3 separate regions of the Mus musculus genome follow, and all the other regions are linked to region 2. A link is a loop called in an ENCODE intact Hi-C map of the cell type or tissue named here. Cell type or tissue: left cerebral cortex. All regions are shown on one strand.

The links. Hi-C counts contacts between places; a loop is a spot of excess contacts. Peaks named below come from ENCODE experiments on the same cell type or tissue, not always from the same donor. Only the 100,000 strongest peaks of a DNase experiment are listed, where the experiment ranks them.
Region 1: it touches region 2 in a loop (3-fold over the local background); 2 of 42 quality-filtered maps call a loop at or near these places.
Region 3: a loop joins it to region 2, with 2.9 times the contacts of the local background. A loop is called at or near these places in 10 of 42 quality-filtered maps.

Annotation. Positions count from the first base shown.
Region 1 is chr16:13,982,376-13,990,375 of GRCm38, reverse strand. It overlaps Ifitm7 (interferon induced transmembrane protein 7), which reads left to right and starts at 3,509. Exons shown (of 3, transcript NM_001270718.1): 1 at 3,509-3,746; 2 at 6,551-6,886. The coding sequence starts at 6,567. It overlaps Bmerb1 (bMERB domain containing 1), which reads right to left and starts at 3,739. Exons shown (of 6, transcript NM_144518.3): 1 at 3,483-3,739. The coding sequence starts at 3,585. In left cerebral cortex, no CTCF peak of the experiment used is centred here; DNase peaks (open chromatin) are centred at 2,682, 3,206, 3,360 and 3,765; H3K4me3 peaks cover 2,200 bases; H3K27ac peaks cover 1,627 bases.
Region 2 is chr16:13,900,510-13,908,509 of GRCm38, reverse strand. Pdxdc1 (pyridoxal-dependent decarboxylase domain containing 1) reads left to right here and starts at 5,365. Exons shown (of 23, transcript NM_053181.3): 1 at 5,365-5,595. The coding sequence starts at 5,575. It also overlaps a transcript of Mpv17l not described here. In left cerebral cortex, a CTCF peak has its summit at 4,853; DNase peaks (open chromatin) are centred at 4,885, 5,133, 5,307 and 5,942; H3K4me3 peaks cover 2,220 bases; H3K27ac peaks cover 1,538 bases.
Region 3 is chr16:14,101,996-14,109,995 of GRCm38, reverse strand. Marf1 (meiosis regulator and mRNA stability 1) reads left to right here. Exons shown (of 27, transcript NM_001081154.2): 27 at 1-830. It also overlaps a transcript of Bmerb1 not described here. Among named protein-coding and RNA genes, the nearest start is that of Marf1, 53 kb to the left of the region's middle. In left cerebral cortex, no CTCF peak of the experiment used is centred here; DNase peaks (open chromatin) are centred at 423, 1,032, 3,917, 4,978 and 1 more place.

The DNA.
Region 1 (8,000 bases), 82 kb before region 2:
CTATTGTACATCACATCTGCTCATCTAAAAATTTGAACTGATGTAGTAGCAGGTGGTACAGGCCTAAGAGGGTTCCAAGTTCAAGTCCTACCTGGACTATAGTGTAGGTTCAAGGCCTAGATGACTTTAAAATGTGGCTTAGTGATAAGAGTGCTTGTGCAGCATTCATGTGCTTATGTTCAGTAGCACAATGCCACAAATAAGAATGCTAGTAGGTTAAATAAATGCTGTAGTTGAGAGATGGATATAGCTCAGTTAGCAGAGCACTTTGCCTGGCATACACAAAACCCCAAGTTTGAGTCCCAGCATTGCAAACCCAGGATGGTGGTGCATACCCATAAACTTAGATGTAGAGTCAAGAAGATCAGAAATTCAAGGTCAAGAGCTAATTTGATGGTTTAGCCAACAAGAACACTTGGTACCAAGCCTGATGACCTGAGTTTGATTGATGGAAGGAGAGAACTGACTTCTAAAAATTTTCCTCTGACCTCTACATGTGTTACATAGTATGTATACACACACACATGTAAAAACATTACAAGGCCATCTTTGGCTATATAGCAGGTTGGAGGCCAGCCTTACATAAGACCCTATCTATAAATAAGTCAGAGGACATAAATATTCTACTCTAAATACTCTAGCTGAATTGAAAGGAAGCCGTTAATACACTCTCAGCTAAAAATCAAACAAGTCTGCCATCTTTTCCCTCTTGCGCTCTTGAGAAAAATCTTTAAATACATGCAGAAGTGAAGTAGAACCTTTTTAATGGGTTCTTTCCTTCTTCAGCATGTCTGGTGTCACAGTACTGCCTGGGCAGGTATTTGGCCATAGCCCCAGTATTACTAATTTCTAGACTTAATTAATAAATGAATAGAGGCTCAGACCTGTTGGATAGCTCTATGAATCCCTTGTGAATTGAGAGGATGTTTACATATAAACAAAAATCCCAAAATGCTTGATTAGAGACAGGAATTAAAATGCCAAAACTTGCCAGAGTCAAGTATCTAAAGTGGGTCCCTGGATTCCTGCTTTGGGATTTCAAATGTGAATAGCTTAAAGAGCTGGGGGTTGGTTTGGAGATCTGTGCCAAGGCACATAAGAAACTGATCTGGCACTGAAACAAGAAGCAAGTCTCAATCATGGTGGTTTGGGGCAAAAAGATCAGGGCCTCTACAGTCAGGACTCAGAAGTACAAAATTTTCAGGGACTTAATGTGGTTTAAAGTGAATTCTTACCTCAGTTTTCAATATGTGCTCAAATTTGGACCCCCCAAAAAAGCAGGAAAATGAGAAGGAACTGGGTGTGTTGGCACACACCTGAGTCTCAGTGCTTGGGAGGACAGGCAGAAAAATTCAAGGCCATCCTTGGCTATAGAGAGTTTGAGGCCAGTCTGGATTGTATGAGACCTTGTTTATGTGTGGGATGGGGAGAGGCTGGCAGAGAAAGATGGGAAGAGAGAGAGGAGAGAATGCTTTAGGGAAGTGCTCAATATTTTAGTTTGCTTTGGGTTTTTGTTTTGAGACAGGGTCTGACTTTGTAGCCCTGGCTGGCCTAGAACTCACAGAGCTATGCCCAATATTGCAGTTTTAACTCATAGGCTTGCTTTATGCAGTTGAATGTCTAAGTTTGAATGTCTAAATAGAGGAACTCCTGAAACAGCCATGTCCTGAGAATTTACCTGAGCTTTGCACACACCATCTTATTTGATATTCATGATAGAAAGCCACATGGTATACAATATTACTATCCCCATTTTCAGAGAGCAAATGTAGAGAACAGAAACACATCTTGTCACATTGTCAGCCAAAGACCAGAGCCCTAGTCAAACCAGGGGTTCCTTGACTCTACGTGGCTTCTACTCTATGGGGACCCAACTGTCTATCAAGCACTGTGGACTTCAGGGATCAACATGGCTACTATCTGATTATAAAATTACCAACCATCTTTGAAACAGACCCAGGAAGCAGTTAACCTTCATGAGAAATGTATGGAGTCCAACTCATCTGGGTCTGAATCCTGGTTCCATCATTTCCATTTGAGTTACCTAGCAAGCCCCCGCCTTCTCATATATGTAAAAAGCACTACAGTGCCACACAAGGTTGTACCAGGGATAAATAAGAGATGTTTCTGAAGCTTTCAGAACATGGCAATCTAACAATACAAGGCAGCCATGGGTGGTATTATTTAGAGCGTATAAACCACAGACCTGCAACCTCTAGGTTACCTCAAAGTGCCAAAGCTAAAGGATTTAGGAAGGATGAAGCAGGAGAAAGGACCTAGGTCTAAAAGGAGAAAGAAAATGTAAGAAAGAAAGAGGTTGGAAGCATCAGAACACCCATTATAGCAGGAACGAAGACATTTGAACTTGAAATAGAAACACAATATAGCTTGAGTCCATAGTTACAAGAATGGAGAAAACAATCACAAAGGCATGTGCGCGAGTGTGCACACACACACACACACACACACACACATTCACACACATTCACACATTCACACTTTCTCCCAAGTGAGGTAGAAAAGGAGCTGATTGACAATGCTTTAAGTACATGTAGCTCAATGGCTGCTGCTGGGGAAGAGCACTAAGCCTAGAGACCCAGTCAGAGCAGGTAGCTTTAGGGTTCCTTAGAAGGCAAGAGGGCTGCAGGCTATACCAGGTCTGCTGGGCAAGCCATACCAGAACAGGAGGCAGAGTGGAGGACATTTGGAAGCTCCTAGAGTCAGGGACATCAATGACCTTAGACTTTCCAGATAGCCTCCACTGTTTGCAGAGTTTCAAGTATTGTGTCCAACAAATTGAAAGCAAAAGTCTTGGATTCATTTACAGATGTTTGTTGATACCAAAACACCAAAGAGAGAGCCAGTAAGTACAGAGGTCTGCTTCAAAACCGCTTTCAAGAGCTGAACCAAACCAAATCGTATCATTGAGTCAAGAGCTAACAGAGTGGGGGAGGGGGGTTGCACAGCGCTAACCTTGCCCTTTGCCTGCTCTTTCATCTCTCCTCTGACCCAAGAGGAGGTGGGACAATGCTGGAATTTCAGCTATGCTCTGAACCTCAAGGCTGAAAGAGCACACAGACACTCCCCCATTTCTGTATGTGGGGCTTTCAAAGCTGCCCTTGGCTCCTGCGCCCTCAAGCATCCTAACACTCTAGCGTTCCTCCTCCTGGGATGCAGGAAAGACGGTCCTTCGCAAAAGCTGCCTCCGGCTGCCGGATCTCGGACTCCTTAGTCCAGTACAGCTGGACTCCTAGCTTAGCTGCCTCGCGATTTCCAGAGGAGCCTCCCAGTACAGCCCAGCCCTGGAGGGTCCCCTCTTTTGTTTGTAGGGAGAACCTACAAACTGCTGTTGTGCAACACTGGAAGCCCAGCTGCGGGGGCGCTTCCCGTCTGCCAGCCTGCGTTCCGGTCTGCTCTAGGGGGCCCCAGTTCAGCACGCGAGTCCCCAACTGTCCCCACCCGTTCCCTGCCCGAACACTCACTTCCCAGTCCCTCCGCTTTCCATGCTGTCTCCTCCACCGCCCCATAACGCCTGAGAGGCTTCTCGGCTTCCAGATGAACAGACAGAGATTGCTTTAACTCCATTGCTGTTCCCCGCGGGCAGGTCCAGGGGTCTGGTTCACTCCATCCCTGCTGAAGGCTGCGGGGAGGAAGGCAGCTCAGATCGGCAGTGTTTTAATGGGCCCGGCGTTGCTGAGGAAGCTGCTCCATCTCTTCAATCTCCAGCACCTGAAAGCTCCCAACTGGTACCCAGGATGGGGGAGGGATGCATAACACATGCGCAATGGAAGCTGGAGGGGGGAGGTTTGGGGGCTGGGTAGGGAGAAAGAGGGACAGATGATAAACTCTCTAGAACAACAAAAACAAAAACAACTAAAATAAAATCACCCCCAAATGAAACAAGAATAAGGCACCTGCCCACACTGAAACCAGTAGATAGGCTTTCTGTGGATGGATCTAGCATTGTGGGTGACTGGGGATCTGTTAGAGGGCTGGTAGGTTTCAAGCGTGATTGGTGAGCCAGAACAGTATCTGTAGATGTGATGATCCTTCTTTGTAGACAAGCCCAAGTATGGACCGCTGCTTTCAGATTCTGTTGTTTGCAGTTATGTGCATGTTTTGAATATAAAAGGGGGACAGCAGCTACGTGTGTGTGTGTGTGTGTGTGTGTGTGTGTGTGTGTGTGTGTGTGTGTGTGTATGTACACCTGTGTCAATCCTGTGCATTTGTATGGAAAGGAACAAGAGAAGCAAATATTTTGTATATAAGGCCAACAAAGCTGTTCAGAACACTGATCTTTACAAACCTGGAAAATAATTGTGACCAAACATAACAGCAATAAAAAAAAAAAAAAAAAAAAAAAACCAGTGTCAGGACTGGCAACAGAGCTCAATTGGTATAACATTCACAGCCTAAGCATGAGGGTCCAAGTCTGATCTACAGGACAGAGCAGGCATTAAAAGAGCAGATACAGCCGGGCGTGGTGGCATGCGCCTTTAATCCCAGCACTCAGGAGGCAGAGGCAGGCGGATTTCTGAGTTCGAGGCCAGCCTGGTCTACAAAGTGAGCTCCAGGACAGCCAGGGCTATACAGAGAAACCCTGTCTCGAAAAACCAAAAACAACAACAACAAAAAAAAACCCAAAAAACAAACAAACAAAAAAAGAGCAGATACAGCTCTAGTCCCAATGCTAGGAGTGAAGGCAGGAGGAACCCCAGGGCTTGCTTGCCCCAAGACACCTTATACCAACTTCTGGCTTACACATGCACACTTTTTGGTTTTAATATAAAGTTAAGGGATGAGAATGCAGCTCAGTTGGCAGAATACTTGCATAATATGCACAAAGCCTTTGGGTCCTATCCCTAGAACTACATGAACCAGGCATGTGATTCTAGCACACAAGAAGAGGCAAGAGGATCTGAAATTCAAATTCATCCTTGGATATGTAGGGTGTTTGTATAGCAGCCTAGGTTACACAAAACCATGAATGAATGAATGAATGAACGAATGAAGTGTTATCAGCAGCTATTGATAAAAGTTAATACTACTTTTTGAATTACTGCTAAACATAGACCATTTCCCAATGTCTCTGTGAAACCTCACACTCCATTCCTGTCTGCTTTACAGAAGATAGAACTGAGGTACAGAGAGATCACTTACCGTATCTCCAAACTGCCGGGGACCTCATCAGCCCTTGAATCAGGCTAGACTGTATGAATTCGGATTCTGCCTCTTATTGTCTTGATTTCCTTGTCTAGTTATATTTAAAGAGCCTAAAAAATATGTATGTGCATGAGCTGGGATGCATGTGGGGAAGTTTATGTGAATGTAAGCACCCTCAGCCGTCAGAAGTATTGGATCCCCTGGAGCTGGAGTTACAGGCAGTTGTGAACCACCAGATATGGCTGCAGGAAACCAAACTTGGGTCATCTGCCAAGGCCATGACTGCTCTTAACTGCTGAGCCATCTCTGCAGCACCTTAACTGTAGTTATATTTTGTATGGAGGGAGAGGAACAAAAAGGCTCTAGGTCAGGGGATGCTGGTGTGCTGTTTAATAGTTATCTTCTGATGCCACCTGGGACACTGGTGTCTATTTTTATGAGTTGGAAATGTGAAACAGTCCAGTTTTCCAGGAAAATGACTTTACCACTTAAAAAGGTTATTGTTTACAGTGAACTCCTAAACAGCTTCAAAAAGTTTTAAAATGTAAACCTAGATTATAGCAACAAGTTTTGTTCTGTTTTGTTTGGGAGTTTGAATTGAGATGGGGTTTCACCATGTGGTCACTTCTGAGAGGCTCTAACCTAATCACATAAAAGCATAAAAATAATATTTTATTTTATTTTATTTTATTTACTAATGAGGCATAAGAAATGAAACAAAGAGGCCAGAGTCTCAGCTATTCTGAGTACTGGCTGCTCTTGCAGAGAACCAGGGTTCCATTCTTAGCACCCACATGGCAGCTCACAATGTTCTGCAACTCCAGTTCTAAGGGACCCAATGCCTCTTTTGGCCTCCAAGAGCACTGAGTGCATGTGCACAGACACACATCCAAAATGCCCATACATACAAAATAAAAATAGTTCTTTGGTAAAGAATTGAAATAAGACAAGCCAGTAAGCCCTGATCTCAGGAGGAAGAGGCAGAAAGGTTGTGACTTCAAGTCCAGCCTGAGCTACACAGCAACACCTTGTTTCAAAAATAAATAAATAGGACCGGCGAGACTGCTCAGTGGGTAGGATCTTGCTGCCAAGTCTGATGACCTGAGTTTCCTCTCTGGGATCCATATGATAGAAATGATGGAAGGAAAGAACTAACTCCTATAAACTATCTTCTGATTTCTATATGGCATGAACTCCTCCTGTACACACACACACACACACACATACACACACACAGTGTATGAAGGAGGCAACTAAGAAAAACACAATTGAAAAAGCTGGACAGATGAAACAGACCCTGTTGGAGAAAAGGCCACTGCGCAAAGGGCTCTGGACTTCTCAGCTTGTACCACCATTCTCATTCCTTCCTTATTCTCAACTCTTCCAGCCTCAAAAACCAAGAGATGCCTAAGGATCAGCATGAGGTGGTTGTAATGGGGACACCCCACACCTCAACTTCTTCGACAACCACCATAATCACCATGCCTGAGATCTCCAAGCCTGATTATGTGGTCTGGTCTCTGTTCAATACACTCTTCATGAACTTCTGCTGCCTGGGTTTCATAGCCTATGCCTACTCTGTGAAGTCTAGGGACAGGAAGATGGTGGGTGATATGACTGGGGCCCAGGCCTTCGCCTCCACTGCCAGGTGCCTGAACATCAGCTGCCTGATCCTCTCCGTCGTCATGGTCATCCTCTTCATCACTTTCTTTGCCACTAGAAGGTAGCCATCTTGTAGCATCTCACAGTAGATAACAGATTCTGGGGCCTTCCGGGCTTGCTATGTGTTCTATTGTCTATCGCTGTCCCAAACCCTAGTCTTAGTCCTGACCATTTACCCCATACATATGCAAATGTTACACTTGCATATCTGTTCATTCAATAAAGTGCATGTGCTGTGGGAAAAAAAAAGAAAAAAAGAAAAAGCCGGACAGACACTATGGAAGAGTGCTTTCAGTATTTTACAATGAAAAGATATTTTGAAGAGGGTGCACTTTTGATTCTAAATTCTAAAACACTTCACCACCCATTAAAGAGACTCCATACCCAGGAAGCTGTATTGTCACCTTCCGCTCTCCTCCAGTTCCTAGCAACCACTCTTGCTCTCCTCTCCTAAGAATTCATGTTCTGAGTATTTCATAGGAAAGGCGCCTTCACACGTGGGCTCCTGTGTCTACCTGTTTTGGTTTCATCCACTCTTTTTTAGGTCCATCCACATTGAAGCATGTGCTCCTGTAGTTCCCTTATGACTGAATACTATTTGCTATGTCACAATTCATTTATCATTCTGCCATTGATGGACAGTTGAGTGTTCCTGCCTTTTAGCTACTGTGACTAGTTCTAGTATAAGCGCTGTCTATAGCAGTGTGTGTGTGTGTGTGTGTGTGTGTGTGTGTGTATGTGTGTGTGTGTACCTGTTTATTTTCTTTGGGATATGTACCTAGAAGCAGAATTCCCAAACCATCTGGTAATTCTCTGTTTAGCTTTTTGAGAAACTGCCAAAACATTCTACTTTTCCACCAGGAATGTGCAACATCGAATCTTTCCACATGCTCAGTAATGTTTAAATTGTTTGGGACCCATCAACAAATATCTTTTTGTGGTTTTTTATTTTTTTCTATTCTTTCTCCTTCCTGTCTCCCTCTCTTCCTCCCTTCCTTCTTTCCTTTCTTTCTTCTTTTAGCATTTTACTATGTAGCCCAGGCTGGCTTTGGATTCATTGTGTATCTTAGAAAAATCTAGAACTTTTGATGGTCTTGACTCAGCCTCTACAAGAGCTAGAATGTAAGGCCTGTGCACCCAGATCCTGTTTGTTCTTGACCTTGGTTAACACTAAA
Region 2 (8,000 bases):
TTCTGGAATCCATAGCCACTATGGCTCAAGATCTTCAAACCAAGATCCAGATAAGGATCTCCAAGCCTCCAGATAAGGGTCACTGGTGAGCCTTCCAATTCCAGATTGTAGTTCATTCCAAATATTGTCAAGTTGACAACCAGGAATAACCACTACAGTCCTCTTACCTGCTGAGCCATCTTTCTAGCCCTGTGAAGCATTTTTTTAAATTATTAATGATTGAGGGCCTAGGCCATTATGAGCAATGCCACCTGTAGGGAGGTGGTCCTGGGTGGTTTAAAAAGTAGGTTGAGAAAGTCATGGTAAACAAGAGCATGCAGGTTCCTGTGTTGGTTATTAAATGTAAGATTAAATAAATCTTTTCCTCCTCAAACTGCATTTGACCATGGTCTTTGTTTTAGCAACAGAAAGTTAAATTAGAATGGTAACTCTGTACTATAACTTGAATAACTTAATAAAACTCCAGCACAGGGGTGGGTATGGGGGACATTTGGGATATCATTGAAAATGTAAATGAGGAAAATACCTAATTAAAAAAAAAAGAATGGGGAAACAAAAAAAAAAACAAAAAAACAAAAAACAAAAAACTCCAGCACTGTTCCAGTGCCTTCTATACTTCATATGAGCTTTATGATGTTGCTCTATTTCTATCATTTTTATTGAATGATATTACACTGAATCTGTAAATTGCTTTTGGAAAAATGGTAATTTTTACAATATTAATTCTACCAATCCATGAGCCTAAGAGATCTTTCCATCTTCTAGTATCTTTTTCAATTTCTTTCTTCAAAAATATAAAATTTTCATTGTAGTGGTCTTTTACCTCTGGTTTAAAAAAAATAACACTAAAGATGTTTGAAAAAGCCATAGGAAATCATGGTCTACAGAGTGAGTTCTAGGACAGCCAGGGCTACACAGAGAAACCCTGTCTTGAAAAACCAAAAAAGTGAGTATAATCACACACATATTTCTGGATAGAGTGACTGCTCATGAGGTGATAACGTTTCCCTCAGGAGCCATAAATTATTTAAAGAAACCCCAGTACCAGAAAGAGGAAGGGAAACATTTTAGGTTGTTGGTCACGGGTATCTAAGAGACCTCTGAAACACTACAGGGTTTGCCATTGCCCTCGATTGCCTCTGAGATACCACACACTTTAGACACAGAAGCTGAAGGAATCAGCTGGAATTGACTTGGACATCTCCTCCCTCAGGACCAGCTCTCAGAGTAGCAGAAGATATTATGCAAGCTGCCAAGGGAGAAATGCAATCAAGAGTCCTACAGAAATGTGAAGCAGGTAAACCAGAGCGACCAGCCTAGGAAGACGCTGCTAATCTTTATATCTTGTGGATAACCAAGCTGTCTAACTGGACTTAAGCCCTGTTCAACAGGAGGGAACTCGCACCTTGTATTGTAAACCTCAACAACTACTGGTGGCTGAACAAGTAATAGACCTTAGAGGAGGACCCACTACTGCCAATTTCCTAAATCAATACAGCTTCTAACTGTACTCTAAATAGTTATTCCCACAGGCAAACATAGCTCTTACCCTTATCGAAAGCACTTTTTTTTTTCTGCAGCAAAGGCTACAGGGAGCCATAACTGGTCAAAATGCAGAGAATAAGTGACTGTGGGGTCCCCAGCCCCAGATGGAACATCTGTAATACAATGTCACATGAACTGATGGAGAACTACAGGCAGTCAATGACTGCTGGAGGAATAATCACCTGATTGTGAGGAACAACTCTTACACTCACTAATTTCTCATATTTATCTTTATTGATGTCTATTTTTAAAAAAAAAACATGATACTAGGAAACTGTACTGGCTAGTTTTGTGTCAACTTGACGCAGCTGGAGTTATCACAGAGAAAGGAGCTTCAGTTGAGGAAATGCCTCCATGAAATCCAACTGTAAGGCATTTTCTCAATTAGTGATCAAGGGGGAAAGGCCCCTTGTGGGTGGGACGATCTCTGGCTGAGTAAGTCAGGGGAAGCAAGCCAGTAATGAACGTCCCTCCATGGCCTCTGCATCAGCTCCTGCTTTCAGACCTGCTTGAGTTCCAGTCCTGACTTCCTTGGTGATGAACAGCAGTATGGAAGTGTAAGCCAAATAAACCCTTTCCTCCCCAACTTGCTTCTTGGTCATGATGTTTGTGCAGGAATAGAAACCCTGACTAAGACAGTAACATAAATGGATATACTTTGGTACAGAGTTACAGACTGTTGTGAGCTGCCATGTAGGTGTTGGGAACTAATTTAAAAATGATATATTTTGAGCATACTTCCCTCTGCACCCTTATTCTTCCTTTCCCACTTGTTATTAGTCTATTTTGTACCCTAGACATTTTCACTTCTACATTCATGGTATATGTACATACATGAGTTTCTTTACATCTAAATACTACATTTAAAGTTCTATATAGCCGAGCATGGTAGCATATATTTGTAATCCCAAGACTTGAGAGGCTGAGGCAAAAAGAGTGCTAGAGGCCAGCATGGGCTACTTAGACTCTGTCTCAAAAACAAATAAAACCCCTGGCAAAATAATAATAGGAATAAAGCTGTCTTCACTCAGCCCTTTCCCCAAACGCCTACTTATTCTTAGAATAAAGCGGAGGACAATAGTAATTCCATCTATATCTTTATTCATCTTGTTCATCCCTCACAGCTTTTGATAGTTATCATTTTTTAGAAGAACATCGGGTTATATGTATTTATTTGACGTGTGTGTGCGCGTGCGCGCGCGTTCTTGAGTGTGTATGGAGGTCAGAGGGTAACTTTAGGGAGTCAGTTCTCTCCTTCCACACTGTAGGGTCTGGGGATTAAACACAGGTCATTAGGCTTGGCAGCAAACCCCACATTTTTGCATTGCTGTAGTGAATCAGTGTATATCACTGGCTTATTTTAATATTAAAGATTAAAATATTTATTTACAATATGGCTGTAATAATTCAGCTCACAGCAAAATTATGTTGTGGAATTTAAAGAAAAAAAAAACCTACATACCCCCCTCCTTTGTTTCCTTCTGGTTTACTCTTGGAGAAAAATCTCTTTTTAACATTTTATCTATTATTTTTATGTGTTTGATGTTTTGCCTGCATGCACAGTCGAGGCCAGAAGAGTACATTGGATTCCACTGGGACTAAAGATTATGAAAGCTGTGAGCTGCCATGTGAGTGTTGGAAATTGAATCCTGTTTTTAACTGCTAAGCCATCTCTCTAGCCCTCAAGGAAATTCTTACTTCACTGTGATAGCTTACACCACTTGGGAGACAGGAGGATTGCTTCAAGTTCAAGGCAGGTCAGTCTACAAATGAACAGCAGGACAGCCAGGGCTACATAGTGAGACCCTAACTCAAAAATACTAATGATGTAAACATTCACCATATACAAGCCATATGTCTGTACAGGTTGAGTCTATTTGGGGGTAGCGGTGGGATGTTGGTTTGTTTCTCTATGTAGACCAGGCTGGCCTAGAACTCACAGAGCTCTACCTGCCTCTGCCTCCTAAGTGCAGGGATTAAAGGCATGCACCACCAGGCTTGGCTTGAATCTACTTTTTAACTACTTGGAGATAATGTTACATTTATGAGCTTCTTTTTTTAAATCTTTATTACATTTTTATTTTGTGAGCTCTTGTGTGTGTGTGCATGTGTGCCACATGCAAAAGTCAGAGGACAACTCCAGAGTTGTTACTCTTTCCACTGTGAGTCTCAGGGATCAAACTCAGTCCGGGCTTAGTGGTAGAGGCCTTTACCTCTTAAGCCATCTCTACAGCCTGTGCACTGTTTTTGTTTGCTTGTTTTTATTTTGCTATTTGCTTACAAAAAATTGTGAGTGTGTAAGCACGCATATGCCAGTCGGAGAGCATCTTGCAGGAGATGGTTCTCCCTGTCCATCAGACTTAGTGGCAACCACCATTACCATCAGCACCTTAGCTGTTTGGTTTGGAGTCACCAAGCCAAGTTGTTTTGGACTTCGGCATCTCTCCTAGTCTAGCCTCCAAATCATGAGGTGGAGGAGGAGACACTTCTTGTACCTCTGCCTAAAAAAAATAAGTCTTTAATAATATTGAAGTGTTCAGAGTTGTAATGTACCAGCACAAATATTGATGGATAGTTATCTGAATACACATGTGATAAAAAAAAAGAAGAAAATAGCAACTAATCTAGCTAATGGGCACATGACTGTTCACCGAAATTCTTTTGTCCTTTCTACAGGTTTGGAAATTTTCATAACACATTGTTTTGTTCAAGCAGGAGCACATCAGTTTTCAGTCTTTGAAAGGCACCATTTCAAGCCAGGCGTGGTGGCATACTCCTTTAATCCCAACACTCAGGAGGCAGAGGCAGGCGGATTTCTGAGTTCGAGGCCAGCCTGGTCTACAGAGTGAGTTCCAGGACAGCCAGGGCTGTACAGAGAAACCGTGTCTCGAAAAACCAAAAAAGAAAGGAAAAAAAAAAAAAAGGCACTATTTCATCACTTTTTTTTTTTTTTTCCAGTTAACTGGAGAGTCACTCAAAAGCAGCACACACGATTTCTTTGCTAGGAAATGTTAACAACACAAGCAGGCCATTTATCCAAATACAAAGTAGAGACCGCCTGCAGATAATTACTACACTGACAACCCGACCCAACCTGGGGGTTTGGGGGAGCATGCTGCATAAGAAATAGAGAGGGTAGGGATAGCTTTGTGGTTTTTAGCATCATCAGACTTCTGTGCAGGAAGTTTCACTGACCACAATGGTGGTAAGATCCCATTTCACCTACCCATCAGTAGTGGAGCAATGTAGGAAACAAATCCCACGGGCTCTTACTCACTAAAAACGCACTACCCCCACCTAGCGGGTGTGAAGCGGGAATAATGAGGTGTACTGCCGGGCTGCAAGGGACTAAACCTAAAACGGATAATAATGACCTCCATATCAAATTTCTGCTCTGATATAAAATGGAAAGGCAACAGACCTACTATTATCATTATTATTACCCATCCTCCGACAAGCCATCATTGTGACATGAGGGAGGACGCCAGAACAGCGGCCTCGAATTCCTTTCTGTCTGGACTTCTGAGGAAAGAGCTGACAAAATACATCATCCCGCGCATGCGCAAGGGTGAGCGCTGGTCTTAGGCTGCTAAGGTAAATAACTACTCCATTCCTGACCGGTGTTGACGGCGGAGGACTTGAAAGCCTGGCTTGGGCCGTGCAGCTGAGTCGATAGTATTTTACCTGGTGGATATCTCATTGCGACGGTCGTCACAGGCTTCAAGTTGGACCGCCCTATAGACGGGGTTCTTGCCACCAAGCAGCGTTAGGACCGGCCGGCGTGACGCCCAAGTACGGAAGCCTAGAAGGCCCCGCCCCGGGAGGCCCCGCCCACCCGACGGGCCTAGCCCCGCCTTCAGCAAGCCGCAGGATACCTGCGGGCCGCGCTGCGGGGCAGCTCCTCCTCCTCTCCGCCCCGCCGGCTGCGGGCGGGGAGGACGTCAGCGCTGCCAGCGTGGAAACCGCTGCGGGCCGCGGGAGGCGGAAGTAGTGCCCAGCACCGCGGGCCCAGCACCGGACGCCTCAGCCATGGACGCGTCCCTGGAGAAGGTACGGAAGGAGCGGGCGGCGCTGTGGTCCCGGGTCTTCGCCACCGGGGCGACTGGTTTCCCCGTAGGACTAAGGAGTCTCGTTGGAGGAGGGCGGCCGGGCCGGGCCGGGCCGGGCCACGTCACGGGGCCCGGTGGCTGAGGGGAGGTGGGCCCGGCGCTGTCGGAGCCGGCTTTGGCTTTACCGAGGCTCGGCGTAGGACCCGGCCTGAACCCGCGCTGGTCCTGTAGGGTGACAGGAGCAATCGGTGTGGGCCCCAGAAGCGTACGGGAAGAAGTCCTAGTTGTCGCGGAGGCCCCTGCAAAAGCCACAGATGTTCAGTGCTTTCCAAGTTAGGAGACAAATTGTAACTTTTGGCGGGCGTAGGAATCACCTGGGGACCTTGGTGAAAACATGGCTTTGCAGCCTCGGGTCTCAAGCTCGGGTGGGCGGGAACTCAGTTTGTAGAGTTTAAGAAGTTTCCCCACGTGATTCCGATGCTGTAGCAAGCAAACCCCAGACTAGAACCCCTGGTATCCAGAAAGGGTTGGGTATTCTGTAACTGGTGAGTTTATTTGGGGGCTGGGAAGAGGAGGTGGTCCCAGCTGGTCTCACTACGTTTGGGTTCCTCTTTCTGAGTGAGAATCATGAGAGGACTTCAGGTCAATTCCAAGTCCATGGGAACCTGTGTCTAGCCCTGCTCACCCCTTGGGGCAACAGCAGCTTGATGGATCTGGCTACCTACTCGGGCATGTTAAATAGACTCTAATTGTTCCCATCTAAGGGCTGGCTATTGAGAACAAACAGGTCCTTGGGTTTCTTCATGGACTGTGCTTTCAGTGCCTAACGTTCTGTCCTCCCAGTCTTTTCTCTCTGTCCCTTCTCGAAATTCTGCTTATCCGGTATGATGTAAAAACCTAGCTTTCCCTACAAGTGAAATCAATCCTTCCTTCCATCCTCCCCACCAACCCTCGCCCCCTTCTTCAATCTCTCCTTGTTCAGTCCCCGGTTTTGTGAAAGTAACCCTGGCTCTTCTGTAACTCTCTGTAGACTAGGCTGGTCTCGAACTTAAAGTGATCCTCCTGCCTCTGCCTCCCAAACTGCTGATATTACAGGACTTGTTGAAAGCAGTAATTGTAGAAATTAAGCCAGATGTCTTCATGTGCACACAGTGGCATATCTTGCTCCTCGGCTATTTCAAGTATAAATTGGGTGGAAAGCAATCAGAGAAAAAGATGTTTTTTTTCCTTGATTCTTCTGACGAGCATAGTGTCGACTTTTTGGTACCATGAGCTTCACTTGGAATGGCGATTCTCAACTTTGGGTTAGGTTTGTTCCCCAGGGACATTTAGCAGCTTTTGGAGGTGTTTTAAACTAGAGTCCTGGGAGTACAAGGGAGGTACTGCTGGGGCCTAGTAAGAAGAACCCAAGCATACTTTCGAGTATTCTCTGTTGCACAGGCTAATTCTGCACATCGGGAAACGATCAGCGATTCAGAAGCTCAGAGAACTAGTTGAGATTGTGTGTGTAACTCCAGTAGCTGAATACAAAATGATGCTGAAAATATTCTGTTTCCCATTTCTTTACAAGGCTTTAAGTCATTTCATTAGAAACCTGAAAGAACAAAGATGATCTTTCCTTTGAGAGTATCTGAAAACTAAAAGTGGGTAGGAACTCTAGTGTAAATGGTATGTTTCTGTATATTAAGTGATGGTAAAATATTTTAAGCCCTCCAAAGAAAATCTAAGGAGGTACTGAAACTCCAGCATGCATTAGGATGGAACTTTAATTGCATTGAACTTTGAGGAATTCATAATATGTGGGCTGAAAGTTGCTGCCTTAGGCCAGTGTGAAAATTATAAATGTTTTGTTTTAAAAGCTAGGGCTCAGCCAGGTGGTGGTACACAATTTAGTCCCAGCATTTGGGGAGGCAGAGGCAGGCAGATTTTTGAGTTTGAGGTCGATATGGTCTACAAAGTGAGGGACAGCCAGGGTTACACAGAGAAACCCTGTTTTTAAAAAAAAAAAAAAAAAAAAAAAAAAAAAAAAAAGCTAGGGCTCTTATTTTTATATTCCATGAAGTAATAGAAAACTTTAAATATAGCGAATAATTTCTGTAATATTAATTTAGATGACTTCGTGTTCTGAGAAATAGTTTGAAGTGAAACACTAAATTATGTCTATTGTCCAGTTTCTTTGAGGATTAGGCTAATTTGGGCTAGATTCTACATTTTAATATAAAACTGAGAGCTATTTGAGTAGTTCTGAGTGATCCCACTTCATCTGATCCATGCATACTTTATAGAACCACAGTGTTATTTGCTATTCATCCTCTGAAAGTTCAATATCTTTTCCTCTAGTACAGCAGTTCTCACCCTGTGGGTTGTGACCTCCCACAGGAATCATATATCAGATATCTTACATAT
Region 3 (8,000 bases), 200 kb before region 2:
AATGTTGTGCAGGCTTGCCACTCTTTCTGTGCAAGCCTGAAGGTACTTTCTGTGCAGGCCTGGAAGCACTTCTTTCTGAGGCCTGATAGCACTTCCTCTTTAAGGCCTCATGGCACTTCCTCTGCGATTTTAGTGCATAGGAAGCAAAATGGCACATGTGCAATTTCTTTAAGGCTTTTAAGCCGTATAATAGAGTTGGTGTTGAGAGTGTGAGTTGCCTTATTTGCAGATATCCTATGGCTAAGCCTGCCTGCTCAGACTTCAGGTTTGCAAGCATAGAGGGATTATGGATTTGAAAACACTAGATGCCACTAAAGTTACTTGGAGTCATCTCAAAGGTCAGGTTCTATGGGCAGCAAAGAATAGTTGTGTACAGTGAACGGGTATGTGTTTGCCATTTGCTGGAGTTGCCCATATGTTTGGAGTGTGTGTGACTAACCCTTACTATTTAAAGATGTGAAGACTTGATTGGAAGCACGCTGAGTGTGGTGTGCCCACAGTGGCCAGTCCAATCACTATTTCATCATCCAGAGGCTTAGATAATGATGCTATGATGTATGCACGTGGAGATGATGAGACACTTTTTCTGCGTGGAAGGATGTACCAGATTAAATTTATCTGTTGAAAAGACAAAAGTTATCACCAGAATCCCCTTTCCATCTTCCCATCTTATACTGTTTGCTTTTGATGAGGCTTGGGGGACAAGTTTTTCTTAACTGTCTACTTTGTTTGAACATTTTTGGGGGGTGGAGGGGGCGGGGAGGTTCAAGTGCTGTTTGTGTGTTGGGACCAAACAGTTGTCAATAAACTTTATGAGCAATCATCTGTAATGAGTGCTTTTGTTTGTGGGTGGGATTATAAACCAGTCTAGTCAGCTCATTTTGGGTGACCTTGGCTTTTCATCTCTCCAGAAATATTATGCATTTAAGCTGGAGTTGTGGGTAGCTCAGTTGGAAGAGTGCTTGCATGGCACTCACAAAGCCCTGGGTTCAGTTCCTGGCACCATATAAATCATCTGTCATTTCAGCACTCTGGAGGTGGAGGCAAGAGGACTGGAAAGTCTTGTCAGCAACATAGAAAATTGTAGGCCAGTGAGTGAGGTAAGCTTACTTCATTTAAAGCATTTAAGGGATGCTGAGGGCTGAAACAGGAGACTGCACTGTTGGTGCCATATGAATACAACTTGGATTTTTCCAGCCCTGCAACCTGTTCCTCAAGTGGAAGAGAAGCTGCCAGTTAGAGCTGGGTTGAATCCTAGGTCTCCCTATGAAACACATGCACTGTATATGTGTCTGGTTTCTGCTCCTTGATAAGCTTGCTTTCCCATTAGCAAGTCTGGGAAGGAAGGACTGCCTATATAGCTTGAGCTATGGAGTCCCCACTCCACCCCAATCTCTACCCCTTGGGAAGAACAAGACAAGTTGCTTCTTGGTGTAAGATGTGGGAAAATCAGTGTTATGCACTTCCAATGACCATTGGACAGTGCCTTCAAAACTCCTTTTACCATAGCAGAGTTTTGCACAAAATGTTGAAGAGCTTGGAAAGATGGCTCAGTGGGTCAGGTGCTGACTGCACAACCATGAGATCCCAGTGGATTTCCAGCACACACCTAAAGTGCTAAGCAGGGTAGCCAGGCCTGTAATCCTGGTGCTGGGGGCAACAAGCACATCGTCAGAGTTAGCAGGTCGGCCAGTCAGCCTAGCTATAGGTAAGGACCCTGGCCCCAGAACTAAGGTGGAGAGTAGTAAGACACCCAATGTTGATCTCTGGCCTGCATGTGTGCGTGTGTATGTGTGTATGTGACTCCTTCCCAGCTTCTCATTCCTGTGATTTCTTTCTGAGAAAATCTGAACTCTATAGAGTGTGAGGTCTCCTTCCACATTCCCACAGCCTCTACACCTTTTAATTCCACAGCAGGACTACAGAAAACAATTGTTCATGATACCCCAAACATTACATAGACATATGGTCCATAAGGAGGAAGGCGGGGAAAAGGCTGCACCCTTCCCTAAAGAGCCTTCTGTGTGGAAGCAGGTGGGGTCTGAAGCTGACTGACTGCCCTTGGAAGTTCTCAATATGAGAGGGAGATTTGAGTTTTGTTGAAGTGTGAAGGGACCTAGAGCAGCGGTTATCAATTAACCTGTGAGTTGCAACCCCTTTAGGGGTTATATATCAAATATCTTACATATCTGGCAATTCATAATGAACACAATTACAGTTGTGTTTAAATATGCTTGGCCCAGGGAGTGGAACTATTAGGTGTGGAGGAAGTGTGTCACTATGAGTGTAGACCTCCTCCTAGCCACAGGATACATAGTCTGCTCTTGGCTTCCTTTCAGTGTAGATATAGAACTCTTGACTCCCCCAACACCATGTCTGCCTGCCTGCTCCATACTTACTGCTGTGATAATGGACTGAACTTCTGAAAGTATAAGCCAGCCAAGTAGACAGTTATGAAGTAGCAACAAAATAATTTTGTGGTTGGGGGTCACCATAACGTGAGTAACTGTATTGAAGGGTTTGTAGCATTAGGAAGGTTGAGAACCGCTGACCTAGAGTGTTTTAGTTGAGCAGGAAGGAAATTGGTGGGGTAGTAGGGATACAGAGGGTGGTGGGACTGTTGGAGAAAGAACATCTAATTCGTGGATCAGTCTCTTCCAATGGTAGAAACTCACTTCCTCCCGCATATATATGCTGGAAAATTTGCCTTATGTCCTGAGACCCTACGCAGCTTTGGATCCTGGTGTATAGGGAGAAGAGGAGTCTGAATTGTGTGTCCTATCACACAAAGGATGGGAACCTAGAGATGTGGCAAATCCTATGCTAGCAGATGCTACGGCTCAGAGATCATCATGGATCCAGCCCTGGGGAGGTACAGGAATCTTGGGAAAGCACATGGCATGGCCTTGGCTTACAGAGTGCTATTATTTGTGGTCCCCTACAGCATCCCTCCTGCTTACCTCTTGAGAGCAGCACCCACTCTGTTAGAACCATAGTACAGCTCAGCAGCCTTCCTGTTTCTAGTTTCCTGCATGCTGGTTTGCTGGTGGCAGGTTCATGTATCACATACTTGACTCTAAGCTCCCCCTAGTCTCCTTGTGCCTGTGTCTTTCAGGCTGGATACTGGAGGTATGGAGAAATGAATACAGAGAGACCTGGGTTCACTCAAGGGGAGGATCATTGGAGTTTTAATCTGAGCAATATAGCTCCACAGTGAAGTCCCTTTCTTTGGCTAACCCTATTTTGCAAGGAGATTGAGTTATTCCAAGTTCCGCACTGATCTGTCTCCCTCACTAGGATACAAGGTTCACATAATCCATTTCCCAGCACGTACCAAGGACCACATTGACCAAGGGAATTACCTCACACATCCACAAGTTGAAACATGCCTGATGTTTGTTTCTTACGCTAGCTGGCCTCGGCACTCTGACCCAGCCATCTTGCTCACCCGCTGCCTTGTGCAGGACAGCTGAAGAGTTCTGGTGCCTGAACCCAACTCCATCACTTCCATGTTATATGACTTTGAGTTCATCACGTCTCCATCCCGAACCTCAGTTTCCTCATCTGCCAACTGGGGATGATGGACCTCAGTTTCCTCATCTACCAACTGGGGATGACGGCCCTGCAGCAGCGCAGTGAAAGGAAGCTTTTGACTGGGCTTCACTCTGCACGGGCTTTCTTCTCTAGCAGCTCCTGCTTAGTTTGTATCTATCCCCTTAAGTCAGTATGAAGCTAGGACTGGGAAAAGGGTGTAGAAAAGGATTGGATTGTAAGAAAGCTGGCCCGGGTCCCTGGACTTTCCCATTGTGCCCGTGGGAAGGCCCAGGAGGGTATCAAGCAGCAGACCTGGTTACATCGGTGCTTTTAGGCACAGCACGATCTGTCTAGAGGTAGAGACGTGGGAAGAAGGGCTGGCTGGTGAAGAACTTGAGATGTCCTTGGCAGGGGAAATGGTCTAGGAGACATGCCAACAGACAGGGTGTTAAGAGGAGCCAAGGAACTGAAGGAAGTCTGTGGTCTCGGTGTCAGGAGGTAAGGCTCAGGGTACAAGAAGGAGGGTAGGCTGCATAGAAGAGTACTGATTTTTCTTTCCACAGAAAAATAGCTTAGGAAGAATCTGTAGGCTGCTGTGGAGAGAGGAGTAATGAAGGGTTAACACATGGTTGTAGTTGATGAAAGTTGATAAAACAGTGACAGTGGCTACCCTAGGAGAGGGTACACACTCTCCAGATACTTATGACGTAGGTGCTGGAGACATAGCAATTGAATAGAAATGAGTAATAGGTCAAAGACAAGAGGACATGTCCTAGGATAGATAACCTTGGGCAGCTGAGAACAGGGGATACCCTTCCCTAACATGGAAATACTTAGAAGAAACCTAGTAACAAGTTAGACCAAGTCAACTGATTTTTACAAAGATTTATTAGTGTGTAGGGGGACAGTTGGGGCTGGGATATTCTCATGATACAATATGAGTGTGAAGATCAAAGGAGGATTTTCAGGAATCAGTTCTCTCCTTCTACAGAGGCTCCACCTCAGGTCATCAGGCTTGTATAGCAAGAATTTGGCCTGCTAAGCCATCCTATCAGCTTGAAGTTGATTGCTTTCATCTTAAGTCTCAGAGAGTAAATATTTCAGGACTCAGGGGCCGTGCGCTCTTTAATACTCAGCTCTACCATTTATCACAGAAGCACCTAAAGATGATATGTGACTGAGTGCAACTGACTTTTTTCTAATAAACTTTATTTATGGGGGCAAGAGAGGTTTTCGGTGGTCAGGAACACTGGTCGCTCTTCCAGAGGACCTAGGATCAATTCACATGGCAGTAACAGCCGTCATAACTCCAGTCCCAGGGAATCTAATACCCTCTTGGATTCTGTAGGCACTGCATGCAGGTAATGCACAAATATACATGCAGGCCAAACACGCATACACATAAGATCGAAGGTTTAAAAAAAAAACTTTATTTACAACCAGAGGCGGGCATACGTTAGATGGCAGCTTGCCAATCCTTGTTTTAGGATGTGTTACTTTAATGTGCACGTTGTATTCCAGTGTTGATTCAGACCAAATCTGAGTTTAGGAGGGATATCCAGGTCGAAAAACAAGTCTAGCAGTGTAGCTAGCTATCCAAGATGTTTGAGAAGTGGAAAAGAGAAAAGATCAGGTCTGGTGATGATCCCCAAGCATCAGGAAGGTTTAGCAGAGAGTAGAAAGTCTATAAGTCTTGCATTAAAGTGGAAAGAAGAGGACAGTTACAAGTCCAAAACAGCCTGTGGTCAAGCTGGTCTAGGAGCTCAGTTTAACTGACCAGAGGTCATGTAAGAAGCCAGAAAGGTGGCTCAGCAGTTAAGTGTCATTTTGTAGAGGACTCTAGTTCAGTTTCCAGCTCAAAACCTCCTATAACTCCAGCTCCACGGAGATATCACCCTGACACCCTCTTCTGGCCTCCATAGTTACCTGTATACATGCAACATACACACACACACACACACACACACACACACACACACACACACCTGTAAATAAAAATGAAAAGTTCAAAATTAAATAAGTAAAATAAAGGGGGCTGGAGAGAGGTGCTCCTGGGAGGTAGGACGCACACCTAGAGACTGAGGCAAAGCATATATATGTCTCTCCCAGGCACCAGAGACCATGAGGCCGACTGATGGGCACCAGCCTGATGTAACCTAGGCACAAGCTTGTATTCCTGATGAGAGGAGGTAGCTTTGAGACAGCATAAAGGACAGATTAATGGATTCAAGAAGTTTGCCAGTGGCTCAGTAGTAGAGCACTAACGTGTACAAGTCCCAGCCCCAGAAGGAAAACAGATGCATTCAGGAGGCAACTGGAGATTAGGAAGATGGACATGGCATGTCTATGGCCGCCTCTAAAGAAGAAAGCTAGGAAGATGCTGAGAAAGATGGCAATGAGGGCAGAGAGGTATTTGTTTAAATGGGAGATGTGTATAAATGCAGTAAGAAGAAAGGACTGTCAGGGAGGAACATGAGCAATGAGAGGTGATTCCCCCACTAGCTGCCATAGGATTCAACTATGGAGTCCTGCCGTTTCCTCACCTGTGCAGTGAGGACAGTAATAGGATCTGCCTGATGGGAGATGTGTGTATGGTACTTAGTGCCACGAGTAGGATTCCTGTTACCAGCCTCCTTGATGCCTTCCAGAAGGATCAAGTCTGGGTGTGGAGGGTCCCATGATCTTCAAGATTCCCCAGCTTTGTGTAACCCTGGTGATCCAAGATCATCATCTCTCATTTTCATCTGGTTCTGTCCTGCTTAAAGCCCAAATAGATGTTTGTCAGCTGTTATAGTTTTGTATATGAGACACACTGTGTGTGTGTGCATGCACATGTGCAAAGCTGCCCACTGGATGTCAGAGGACAACTTTCAAGAGGCAATTTTCTCTCTTAAGACGGGGTCTTTCTTGCCTGCTGTGCTGTGTATTTCAGGCTCCCTGACCAGAGAGCTTCCGGTTGGGTATCTTCTTCCTGCTTCTCCTCTCCTGTAGGAGTGCTGGGATTGCAAAGGCCTTCTATTTCATCTGGGCTTTTAGGTGGGTGTGGTAGTTTGAATGAGATGTCCCCCATAAGTCTTGTGGCTTTGAATACTGGTTGGCTCCTGTTTGGTGGCTGTCTCTGGGGGGTGGGGTGGGGGGGGGTAGGGATTGGGAGGTGTGGCTTTGCTGGAGGAAGTTGTCACTGGATGTGGACTTTGAGGTTCCAAAAGACCCCTCCCATTCCTAGTGTGCTTTTTGTTTCCTCTGTGGTTCAAGATGTGCTCTCTCATCTGCTCCTGCTGCAAAGCCTCACTGCATCACCATGAACTAGAACCATAACCCCAGTTAAATGTTTTTTAAAAATCAGTTCCTTGATCAGTGTTTTATCACAACACTATAAAAGTAACAGTGGGATATGGGCATGAAACTTAGATTATCAGCTTATGTGACAAGTAGTTTTACCCACGAAACCATCCTACTGGCCCTAGATACTCATTTTCAAAACCAGTAAAGGAATAGCAGGACTATAATACAGGTCTTCTAGGAACTCAGTGGGAGTACTGGATGCTGGGAGCTTAGTGGGGTAAGTACTGAAGGCAGGATATCTGTGAGGAATTGGTTCTCGGCCCCTTGGCTTGCTATGTTTTCCATATGGAAGGGACAACAAAGCCCTCTGTGTGGTCTCAGTGTTTTGAGTTAGAGTGTGAAGGAGTCTAAGAAGTTGGATAAGAAATCTGACCTAATTTCATGTCTACCTGTGATGGTTCACCATATCAGCTTGATTGGATTAAGAGGTACCTGGGGGATCAATAAGGCATATCTCTAAGTGTGTCTATGAAGGTGTTCTCAGAGCAAGAAGACCTACCCTGAATGTGGTTGAACCCCATCTTACAGTTGTGGGATCCCAAATGGACTAGTGGTGGGAAGTGAGATGAGACAGGCATTGCTACCCACAGTGAAGTGTGGTGCTCTTCCAACATTTGGACACTGCCAAACTGTCCTGCTCAAACATATAGAGCTAAACAACCATGAACAGATCAATCTGAAGACTTTGAACCCGAAGTCTTCCTCCTTTAAGGTGTTTGTATCAGATATTCTGTCACAGCAAAAAGTCTAAGTGAAGCAGCCTGGACTTTAGAATGTGGTCTTAACTGAAGTAGGAGCTTTGCATAAGATTAATGAAGTCAGACTGAGCTAGGGGGCCGTAAACTCCATCAGTGGTGTCTCATGATGAGAGGGGATACACAGAGGAGAATCCCTGGAGACAGGGGTAGGGATGGGCACACTGAAGCCAACAAAGGTCCAAGATTTCTAGGAACTAGATGAAGCAAAGAGGGCCTCTGCACATACATAGCCTTGGCAAGGAAAGCTGTAGAGACCCCTTTGGCTGGATTTCTGTGGTGCTAAGTCCCCATTTTGTGCTCACCTTTTTATTGTGGTTATTCTAGGACTCCCATGTAACCTATTATCACACATGGTCTAGAGTA